Linked DNA regions of Homo sapiens: all the other regions are linked to region 1. A link is a contact called in ENCODE Hi-C or POLR2A ChIA-PET data. All regions are on one chromosome and are shown on one strand. The core of a region is the stretch at or near the end of the contact, and the rest is flanking DNA. Distances in the headings are between cores, read along the strand shown.

What was found. Hi-C counts contacts between places; a loop is a spot of excess contacts on that map. ChIA-PET counts read pairs that join two places held with the same protein, here RNA polymerase II (POLR2A). Pooled maps may share reads with other maps.
Region 2: a loop to region 1 is called in a map of PC-3, with 2.5 times the contacts of the local background. The contact joins the promoter of LINC02957 here to the enhancer-like site in region 1. A Hi-C loop is called at or near these places in 1 of 168 maps with a recorded cell type or tissue (PC-3). POLR2A ChIA-PET finds 5 or more read pairs at or near these places in 1 of 52 experiments (H1).
Region 3: a map of psoas muscle shows a loop between it and region 1 (3-fold over the local background). The contact joins two enhancer-like sites. A Hi-C loop is called at or near these places in 1 of 168 maps with a recorded cell type or tissue (psoas muscle), 2 of 37 single-sample maps with no recorded cell type and 4 of 50 pooled maps. POLR2A ChIA-PET finds 5 or more read pairs at or near these places in 1 of 52 experiments (activated CD4-positive, alpha-beta T cell).

The regions. Positions count from the first base shown.
Region 1 is chr9:91,339,792-91,343,605 of GRCh38, reverse strand. The region is part of intron 3 of AUH (AU RNA binding methylglutaconyl-CoA hydratase); the gene reads left to right. Among named protein-coding and RNA genes, the nearest start is that of AUH, 20 kb to the left of the region's middle. Within about 2 kb of position 1,930, at least 2 of the 41 ENCODE cell types and tissues checked have a DNase peak (open chromatin) inside an H3K27ac peak, as active enhancers do.
Region 2 is chr9:90,995,154-90,998,854 of GRCh38, reverse strand. LINC02957 (long intergenic non-protein coding RNA 2957) reads right to left here and starts at 1,817. Exons shown (of 4, transcript NR_184139.1): 1 at 1,735-1,817; 2 at 1,038-1,209.
Region 3 is chr9:90,918,661-90,922,268 of GRCh38, reverse strand. No RefSeq gene overlaps it. Among named protein-coding and RNA genes, the nearest start is that of LINC02957, 77 kb to the left of the region's middle. RefSeq lists a silencer at 773-935. Within about 2 kb of position 2,253, at least 13 of the 41 ENCODE cell types and tissues checked have a DNase peak (open chromatin) inside an H3K27ac peak, as active enhancers do.

The DNA.
Region 1 (3,814 bases), core at 681-3,180:
TTTTAGTAGAGATGGGGTTTCACCATGTTGGCCAGGCTGGTCTCGGACTCCTGGCCTCAAGGCCGCCTGCCTCAGCCTCCCAAAGTGTTGGGATTATAGGTGTGAGCCACTGTGCCTGGCCGATGTCTGATTATTTATTTTTGATATTGATACATTGTGTCTTTTTTCTTAAATACTAGCAAAACATTAGTCACTTTTGTTTATCTTTTCAAATAAGTGGCTTTTGGTTTCCTTTATTTTGCTTTTCTTTCTATTCATTGATTTCTTCATTATTTTCTTCTCTCTGTTTGCCTCGGGTTTAATTTACTCTTATTTCTAGCTTCCTAAGGTGGAAGTTTAGATAACTGATTTGAGGCCCTTCTTTTCTTATAGTTGACCCTTGAGCAACATGAGAGGTTAGGAGAGATGACACCTCCACCTGCACCCCTGCCCCCACCCCTCACAGTTGAAAATCCTCCTATAACTTGACTTCTCAAAAACTGAACTACTAATAGTCTACTGTTGACTGGAGGCCTCACTGGTAACATAAAGGGTTGAGTAACAAACATTTTGTATGTTATATGTATTATATGCTTTATTCTTACAGTAAAGTAAGCTAAAGAAAAGAAAATGTTACTAAGAAAACCATAAGGAAGAGAAAATACATTTACTATCAAGTGGAAGTGGGTCATCACACAGGTTATCCTTGTCATCTTCATGTTGAGTAGGTTAAGGAGAAAGAGGAGGGGTTGTCTTGCTGTCTCAAAGGGGTGGCAGAGGTGGAAGAAAATCTGTGTACAAATAGACCTGATGTTGTTCAAAGGTCAGCTGCACTTAAATTTTAATGTTTTCATTTGAGCACGTCAGAGATGCCGTTAAAAATGACTCAGAGTACTCGTGCCCTTTCTGTGTAAGTAATGATTGATTGGTTGTTGCTAATTCATTTCTGACTCTAATTCCATTTTTTAAAAAGCCTACCTGTATAATATTTTAGGATCTGTAGAGATTTTAAGGAATAGGAAATATATATTAGTAATAACCTGCTGACTAATCTGCTTCCACTCTTGCCCTTTCCCCACACAGCAGCCCAAGTGATCTTAAAAAAGTTAATGGATCACATCACTCTGCTATTTCAGACACTGTTCAGAAATAAAGTGTGTGGGAGGCAGAAATGACCCCCAAAGTTGTCCACGTCCTAATGCTGGAACCTTACATGGAAACAGGAACTTCGCAGATGTGAGGAAGGTGAAGATCTTACGATGGGGAGATTTTCCTGATGTATCCACTGGGCCCAATGTAAAGACAAGGGTTCATACAAGAGGGAGGCAGGAGGACTCTGAGCAGGAGAAATGACAACAGGAAGCAGAAGTTGGAGAGAAGCAAGGAAGGGGCCATGAGCCAAGGAATGTGGACAGCCCCTAGAAGCTGGGAAAGGCAAGGGAGCTCATCTTCCCTAGTGCCTCCAGAAGGAATGCAGCCTTGCCAACCCATTTTAGACTTCTGACCTAGAATTGTCAGGTAATCCCTTTAAGCTTGTAGTTATTTGTCCAGCAGCACCAGGAAACTGATACCAAGTGTGTCAGGTCTCGCCTACTCTGGCCACATTGCCTTTTCCCACCAATTTCCCACTGCCTTTCTTACTCTCTCTGCTTGACAAAGCTCATTCTTCTCTCCAACTCGTTGTGCTCAGTGTTCTCTTTGTGTTCAGAAAGGCCTCTGCTCTAATGTCATCTTAAATAGCTGTTCCCTCATCACTTAAACCAAAGCAGGTCTCCCTGCTTCCCCCAGCCTCCATCACATTTTTCTATTTTAGCTTCATCTCTGAACGTTTCTGTTCTTGAATTTATTTTTTACTTATTGATTATCAGTCAGCCTCCCCCGCAGATAAGCTCCTTTCGTTGGCATTAGGACAGAGGCCTATTGCCAGAACAGTGCCTGGCCCATAGAAGGCACTTAGCAAATAGTTCATGGGATGACTGTGAACCATTTTGGTTGTTGAGGAAGTAACATTGGCAAAATGTCATGGTTAAATAAAACAAGCTTTGATACAGAGCATGCGTAGGTGGCTTGTGTGGTTAAGAAGAGTGATTTGTTCTTGAGATATTGTCAGTCTTATAAATAGAAGGTTGTATCTAGGGTACCAGTAAATTTAACCAGTGGAGATTAAAACATTAGCTTTATGACTTACCGTTAAACCTGTTTCAAAGATATGGCTTTGATGTGTTCCCAGATGGACTTCAAGTTCTCTCTCCCACCTGCTACCACAAGGGATGTCTTGGAGGAGCACAGCTGCCTCTGTTGGGGTGAGCAGAGAATGGGCCCCCCCTAGTGGGTGGGCAGCTGGTCAGAGAGCCTAGGTGGTTCTCTCAGTCCCCTTTCTCCAAGGCTGCCCAGTTATGTGGTGAGGTGAGCATTGTGGGCAGTGGGAGGCTGGAAGGGGTCCTTCCTGCAGGAGACCCCTCTTGCATGAGGCCAGGGGAGTGGAATTCAGCTCTAGAACTTTGGTCAGCTTGAGTAGAGCTCCGGCAGTTAGAAAGGGAGACTTCAAAAGTTAGAAAAAATTAGATTTTTGTCAGTCTGCTTCTGGAAATTGATACTCAGTAGTAGTTTGCCTTCTCAGGGCTTTCTCTGGGAACTGGCATTAGTCTAGACTGAGGTTAGTAAATTTTGTGTGTAAAAGGCCAGATATTTTAGGCTTTGTGTGCCTCTTAACAATTTTTGTCACATATTCTTTGTTTTATCTTTACAACCCTTAGAAAAGATGTAAAAGCTGGGTGCAGACTGGCCTGCAGGCTGTTTTTTGCTGTCTTCTGGTTCACACTCCAGTTTTCTCTGTTTGTTCCAGCTGGAGGAGCAGGGGTCAGTTACACTGGGCTTTGCAGGAAGAAGCTGGAGAGGCTTGGCCATGGAGGCTGTTTTTCTTGACATAAAAATAAAAATGTTCATTTTTTCTTGTGTGCTTGGTGAGTGATCTGGAAACAGTTGTACAACTCATAGTTTGAGAAGTATTTTGTTCAGTGATAGTGTCATTTGGGTGAATGCTAGATTTGAAGGCCAGCACCAATTAGGATGATCTTGAGGTTTATGGTTCTTAAAAACTCCCTGAGTTGAAGTTTCATTTGAATAATGTATTGCTTTTCGGGGTAAAATAAGGTTGAAAGAGATGGAGGTAGTCAATATTTTTACATTCTCTAAAGAAAAAGGCAACATGATTAATACCAGTATTATTTACTCATTAAATTTTATATTAATGGATATTATGTTTGTTACCTTTTTGTGACTGTAAACATTTGGTAATTTTTTTTCTTTAGAATTATGTGAAATAACTGTCAATTGGTTTTGTTTTGTGACAGATAGGACACATGCCTATTAGGTATCTTTCTTATTCAGTGTGGTTTTGCTGCAGAAGGTAGTTACTGTCCTGGAGGATCAGTCCAGCTGGACATAGGTGTTGACAAGTTCTCTCTATTCCTGCTGGTCATAGCGTGAATGCCTTTCAGCTCAGTGTAATCTCTAGGATTTGTTCATTTCATAGCTCCCTGGTTGTTTTTTCTTTCTCTAGTAATTTTCTATGAATTGGGAGTTTACTGTTCAGCCTAAGCATTAGGGAACCCTAGTGCATTTTACTGGAGCTCTTCCTCTGAGAGGTTACCCCACCTTTCCATTTATCTGCCCTGTAAATTCCAGCCACCTCAGCCTCCCTGCACGCTGATCTCGATCAGCAAGACCACAGTGCTTTGTTGGGGTACCCCTGCCTTCTACCAGTCTGTCAGGTGTCTTCAGGAAGAAAACAGGGACAGTCACAGGATCCCAGATGGTAGTCTTTTACTGCCTG
Region 2 (3,701 bases), core at 568-3,067, 340 kb after region 1:
TCCTTGGCTTCCAGCCACCTCATTGTGAGGAAGCCCAGCCTGCAGGGAGAGGTCATGTGTGGGTGTTCCAGCCAAAAACCGGAAGCCTGTGTGGACTGCCACACCCACCAGTTTGTTTGTTTTGTTTTTCATTTGGTGATTAGATTCTCCAGTTTATGTGCCTGCAGATGGTCCCTGCTACTGCTTCGAGTGGCTCAGCGGAGACTCCAGACGCCATGAGGCGGCGACAAGCCACCCTGCCTGAATTCCTGACCCACAGGAACTATGACAGGTGATAAAAAGTCATTATTTTAAGCTGCTAAATGTGAGGGGAATTTGTTAGGCTGCCATAGATAACCGATACAGGACCTCTTGTATCCCAGCCGAGTGGTTTAGCTGCCACGTACAGTAACCTCAGGAATCACCGAGTGGAGGTTCCTCAGCTCTATTTCCAATTTCCTCCTTTAAAAATGTGTCTTTTACGGTCCCCTTTACTAGCCAGTTATGAAATTGCTGGACAATACAACAGATCTAGATATGTGACATACATTTGTATGACTATATGTTCATATATAACATATATATTATTCATATACCTAACAGTAATATAGAGAAGCAAAAGGAAAATAATTCTTCATAAAATAACATGAAATTCAATATATGGTCATTTCTTCTGCAATGTGTTCCTAAAATCACTTGCTATGGAATTTTGCATAATAAAAATAACAGAGCTTGTGGGGAAATGAGGTTAGTGACAGAATACCCAACACCTATACAGTAAGTTTTTCATGACGTTCATAGGCTCTTGGAAACAGTGACTGTAAGCAAAACTGCATAGAAAGAAACCAATTTCCCTATAGGCTAATTGATATCCACAAGAGTTAAGTTCCTGTAGCATATTTCTGATAGCAAAAACATCACCAAACTTCTAAATGAAGACCCAAACACTTGTAATATTAAACATTAAAACAATAAAATAAATGTAATATTAAACATTAAAATAAAAGCTATAACACATTTAAGACAAATTAATAAAAACAAGTAAGAGAATTGTTTACCTGCTTATTCCAGTTCAGGGTTGAGGGTGGCCGAAGCCTATCTCCAAAGCTTAGGGCGCAAGGCGGGAACCAGCCCTGAATAGGACACACTCCCATCGCAGGGCGCGTGCACACCACCTGCACTCACTCATACTGGGATGTGTAGACATGGCAGTTCACCTCATAGGCACACCTTTGGGATGTGGGAGGAAACAGGAGTAGCCAGAAAAAACCTACACAGACCTAGAGAGAATGTGCAAAGTTCACACAGATGGTGGCCCCACCAGGGGGAATTCATTTTTTTTTCTCTTCAACATTATAACAAAATGACTTTGAAATAAAATGATGTTATTCCAGGACCTGCTATATAATTTTGTAATTAATTCATTACAAAATAAATAATAAACTTTATTAAAATTCTGCCATAGTTTGAGACACCTTAAATTCTCAGTCAATAAATATATATGTATATATATATATGCATGTAGGTATATATATATATATATATATATACGTATATATATATATACGTATATGTATATATATATATATACACACATACATACACACACACACCATTTACCTTGACAAACACATGCAGTTTGGAGGGTGGATGTGGTTTTGGAGAAGGGGTGTGTATTAGTCTGTTTTCATGCTGCTAATAAAAATATACCCAAGACTTAGTAATTTATAAAGGAAAGAAGTTTAATGGACTCACAGTTTCACATGGCTGGAGAGGCCTCACAATCATGGTGGAAGAGCAAGGGACATCTTACATGGTGGCAGGCAAGGCAGAATGAGATCCAAGTGAAAGAGGTTTCCCCTTATAAAACCACCAGATCTCCTGAGACTTATTCACTACCACGAGAACAGTATGGGGAAAACCACCCCCATGATTCAATTATCTCCCACTGAGTTCCTCCCACAACACATGGGAATTGTGGGAGCTACAGTTCAAGATGATATTTGAGTGGGGACACAGCCAAACCATATAGGGGTGGATGGAAAGGCCTGTCATTTATGGAATGAAATATTTCCATACAAGAATGGGCATTGGCCTATTTTGGTGCCTTCTCACTGGTTTAAAATAAAAATTCTGCTGCATTCAGTGGTAGTTTTCATCTTCAACCCACTGCAAGTAATTTTTGGCCATATTTCAGACAGCTGATAACTCTACTATTTCATTTTGTTGTTGCTCTCAAAGCCACTTCCCTGATGTTGTGCAATGTGGATTCCTACAGGTGCGATGCTTTTGCAATATCACGTGATCTTTGTGTTTCCAAATATTTTATTATATCAAGCTACTCCTCAATATTCAAGGCTTTTCTTTGACATGCATACTCGGATTCTTATAACCCAAATGATTGCTTATGTTTGAGACTCTGTAATGGATACTTCTATCAAGAACATCTAACACTCAGGAGACCAGCTCTGTGCGCTTGCAGGGCTCACCATGGGCCAGCTTGGTAGCAGGCGGGAGCACCTCAGCAGGAGACTGCTTTGAGCCAGTGGCATTTCTCATGCACACCACCTGGTGTTGCAGCAGCATGAAACTAACCCCTCATGGAAAATGGCTGGGCTTTTCTGTTTTTCTGTTTTTGTTTGTTTGTTTTGTTTTTCATTTGGTGATTAGATTCTCCAGTTTATGTGTCATGTATTGTGATGGTTAAAGATGGCTGTAAATTCCTTGCCATGCCCACTTTGAAAAGTGGAGCCTCTTTCCCTTCCCTTTGGATCTGGGCTCGACCTGTGATTTGCTTTGAGCCATAGAATGCAGTGGAAGTGACGCTCTGTAACTTCTGAGGCTAAGCTATTCCACACTGGGAACGTTGTCTCTTTGAACTCCCACATAATGAGGGGAGAAGCCCAAGCACCATGGAAAGGCCATTTGGAGGGAAACTGAGCCTCTCCAGTCTGCAGCAAAGTGAAGCTACTAGCTGACGTGGTTGGCAAGTGCTGTGTGCCCCATCTTAAATGTCCCAGCCCAGTCAGCCTCTAGATGACTGCAAGTGACACTATGTGGGTCAGAAAAACCATCCTGCTGATTCCAGTCAACTTACAGAACCATGAGGCACAATGCACAGTTTTGTTGTTTTGAGCTACTATTTTCAGGGTGCTTTGTGTATGCTACATAATTGAAGCAGCATGTGAACAAATTCTTCACAACATGTGTTGTAATAGAAGAATATTTCAGGCCAATATCCCTGATGAACATTGATGCGAAAATCCTCAATAAAATACTGGCAAACCAAATCCAGCAGCACACTGAAAAGCTAATCCACCATGATCAAGTTGGCTTCATCCCTGGGATGCAAGGCTGGTTCAACATATGCAAATCAATAAACGTAATCCATCACGTAAACAGAACCAATGAAAAACCCACATGATTATCTCAATAGATGAAGAAAAGGCCTTTGACAAAATTCAATAGCCCTTCGCTAAAAACTCTCAATAAACTGGGTATTGATGGAACGTATCTCAAAATAATAAGAGCTATTTATGACAAACCCACAGCCAATATCATACTGAATGGGCAAAAACCGGAAGCATTCCCTTTGAAAACTGGCACAGGGCAAGGATGCCCTTTCTCACCACTCCTATTCAACATAGTATTGGAAGTTCTGGGCAGGGCAATCAGGCAAGAGAAAGAAGTAAAGGGTATTCAGTTAGGAAAAGAGGAAGTCA
Region 3 (3,608 bases), core at 1,004-3,503, 420 kb after region 1:
ATTCGACAACCACGAACTTTGAAAATGATGACATACGAGGAAAGATGAGGACAGGGCAACCCAGAGTTCCTGTCCTTCAGTGCTTTCTCCCTCATTAGTCAGCTGAAGATAAGAGGGTGCTGGCGCACGTGCATGTAGCAAGAAGTAAAATACAAACAGTTGAGCTACTTTTCAGCAGCATTGTCGCTGTTATGGTAGAAATGAAATACACATGCATGCTCGAGCCACATAACACAAACCATAATTTCAGTGATTCCTCATGTGAGTTAAACACTTTTGTATTTGCATTTAAAACTAGCATTGCACAAATGATAAAATTCATGCTAATACTTTAAAATTTTAACTTGGAATGACATTAAATAACATGAAAAATGCAGCACATCAAGAAAGAGACTCTGGAAGAGAGGAAAAAGCTGTATATTTTAGTATTGTTATGCCTTTTTCTTGCTTTTTGAACAGGACTTCCACATTTTAGTTTAGCACCAGGTTCTGCAGACCAGATAGCCAGTCCTATTTAAAAGGGCCCACCAACGCATGGCAGAATGCATTTTAAAAAGATTTATTTTGGAACTTCAAAGGTAAAGAGAAGTTTTTGAAGTTTCCAGAGAGAAAGAAGGGTTAATTTACAAGAAATGAAGTGCCTGCGGCCAGCAATGTGGAGCTGGGTCAAGAGCGCTGTGGCTCTTTGAGCATAGGGCACCGACTGTGGCTGGCCAGGGCTTGTGTGTGGCCCAGGGCTTCTGAGCAGGCTCATCCCTTCTGAGCAGGCTCATCCCATGTCTTGACCTGGTCTGGAAACCAAAGGAAGGTGCAGCGGACAGCAGCTGGGGGGCAGGGGTAGACTGGGCACACGAGGCTCATTGTGAAATCCCAGGGCGTCTCCTGGGAGCTTGTCTGCACAGAGCTGGCAGGGCCAGTGCTGGAGCCAAGCCAGGTTCCAGAAACGTGCCCAGACACAGCTTGGCAAGGTGGTGGGCTGCAGCATGTGAGGACAGGAGGAACACAGTGTCCCTGAGCTCTGCTGCTCCAGAGCTGGGCTCCGTGGAAGAACCAGGAGGCTGAAGAGGGTGAGTGCACCAGCACTGAGGTGCGCCATGGGCTGCTTTCGAGGCTCAGGTTTCCTGTGTCAGTGGATGGGCAGGGCCAGCTCTGTGTGCTGCGGGTTTGTGCGCTGAGACACAACACATGCAGACACACACAGACATACAGATACATGCAGACACACAGACTCATAAGACACACATGTACATACAGACACACAGATACATGCAGACACACAGACTCATAAGACACACAAGTACACACAGACACACAGATACCCAGATACACACAGATACACAGACTCATACAGACACACATGTACATATAAACAGACACACAGATACATACAGATACAAAGACTCATACAGATACACATGTACATACAGACACACAGACACACAGGTACATAGATACACAGACTCATACAGCCATACATGTACATACAGACACACAGACACACAGACACATGCAGACACACAGACTCATAAGATACACATGGGCATACAGACACATAGATACATACAGATACACAGACTCATACAGACACACATGTATGTAAGACACACAGACACACAGATACAGATACATGCAGACACAGACTCATAAGACACACATGTATATATAGACACACAGACACAGATACATGCAGACACACAGACTCATACAGACACACATGTACATACAGACACACAGATACACGCAGATACACATAGACATGGACATACACATGTACATACACACACAGACCCATAAAGGGACACTTAGACACACAGACACACATACAGACATACACGCAGACATACATGCAGACGTATATACGGACACACACACAGACACAAAATGGAAACTTTTTCCTTGGCTCTTCAAATACAGAAAAATCATCCAAACAATTCATTTTGGCCAAGCCAACTCATGCCGGCATTAGGAGTTGGGGGCCAATGCAGAGAGTGCAGCTCTGCCTGCTGTCCTTCTCCTTTACTGCCCTGGTAGAAGCGCTGATGAGCACGGCAGCCAAGGCTGTCCAGGAGGGGATGCATGGAGCACAATGCTTGGACACAGTCCAGCCAGCAAGGAGAGGCTGGCTGGGTCCCTCCCAGGGCACCCAGACTGTTCCAGGGCTGTGGGAGGCCCAAGAGAGGAACAGAGCGACCCGTTTCCCGAGAGCTTGGCAGCCTCAAAGTAGTGGGGACGTCATGTTCTGGGGCCCGAGGGAGAGGTCGTCAGCCATAGAAAGAGGGAAAACTATGTGGGGAAGGAGCCATGGGCTAAGGTTTCAGGCCCCAGGAAGGACTCGCTGGAACAGCACGGGCTGAGTGGGAGCCCATGCCAGGCCAACAGTGAGGCCTGGCATGGGAAAGTGCCTGTACAGCCGCCTTGTGAGGAGTCAAAGACGTGGAGGACATGCCGGGAGAAATGAGCACAAGCAGGTTTCCGTGCTGCCGAAATTCTGTGCATCCTGAAGATGCTTCATTCCAACGGAGGGAATGCAAGTCCACAGAGGTTTCCAGAAGTCACCAACCATGGAATGCTTTCTCTCTTCCACTGACAATACCCATGCAAGAACACGGCAGAGGCTGAAATGGTCTTGGGGCAGGGGAGAGACTCCGGCCTCGGAGGGTCTCACCCTACTGCACAGCACATTAAGCCCACCCTGCGAGGTCGACAGAGGGCTGAAGCTGAAAGCCCATTGTATGGGCAACAAAGGACGAGCACCCAGGCTGGGTTGCCTCCAGTCTCTTTCCTCAGTGTGGCTTCCTGGGCAGAAAGCACATGGCTGGGTTGATCCCTATGGCAGGCCCAGGCCAGGTGAGGCAAGTGAGTGTCCTTAAGCTACGCCCCAGTGTCCCCTTCTCTCACCTCAGCCCTGGCCCTGGCTGAGGAGAACAGGTGGTCCTCAGCCATCTGGGGGTGATGGCAAGCCTGGAGCGGGTTCCGTGCAGATCACATAAGAACAAGGCTGAAGTACTAGGGACACTCACACAGCCCCGGCTTCCCAGGATGGACCTGGGGGTGGCAAACGGCTCTCCATCCACAGGGACCCCTGGGCTGGGCCATGTAACTGTAGGGCATTGCCAGAATCAGGGTCACCATGGGCTGGGCACTCAGAGGCTGTTCCAGGTGGGAGTCCACACTCCAGGCCCAGGGCAGTGCCTGCCCTCCGTGGTAGAAAGAGCTCATGCCTTTCTAGCACAACTCCTGAAGGGTAAATAGCTACAAGTGAAGGGGCACCCTATGCAGGGAGGACAGTCATCAACTGTCATCAACACTGACTTTTTGTTTGTTTGTTTGTTTTTGAGATGGAGTCTCGCTCTGTTGCTTTGTCACCCAGGCTGGAGTGCAATGGCACAATCTTGGCTGACTGCAACCTCTGCCTCTTGGGTTCAAGCGATTCTCCTGCCTCAGCCTCCTGAATAGCTGGGATTACAGGTGCATGCCACAGATGGCTGTGACATGGCTGGTTTCATACCCCCACAGTGAACTACGCACATGCGGTAACTGTGGCTCAGGTGGTACGGAAGGCACAGTAGGAGGCTCAGGTCATCTGGCCACTAAGTCCTACCCTCACA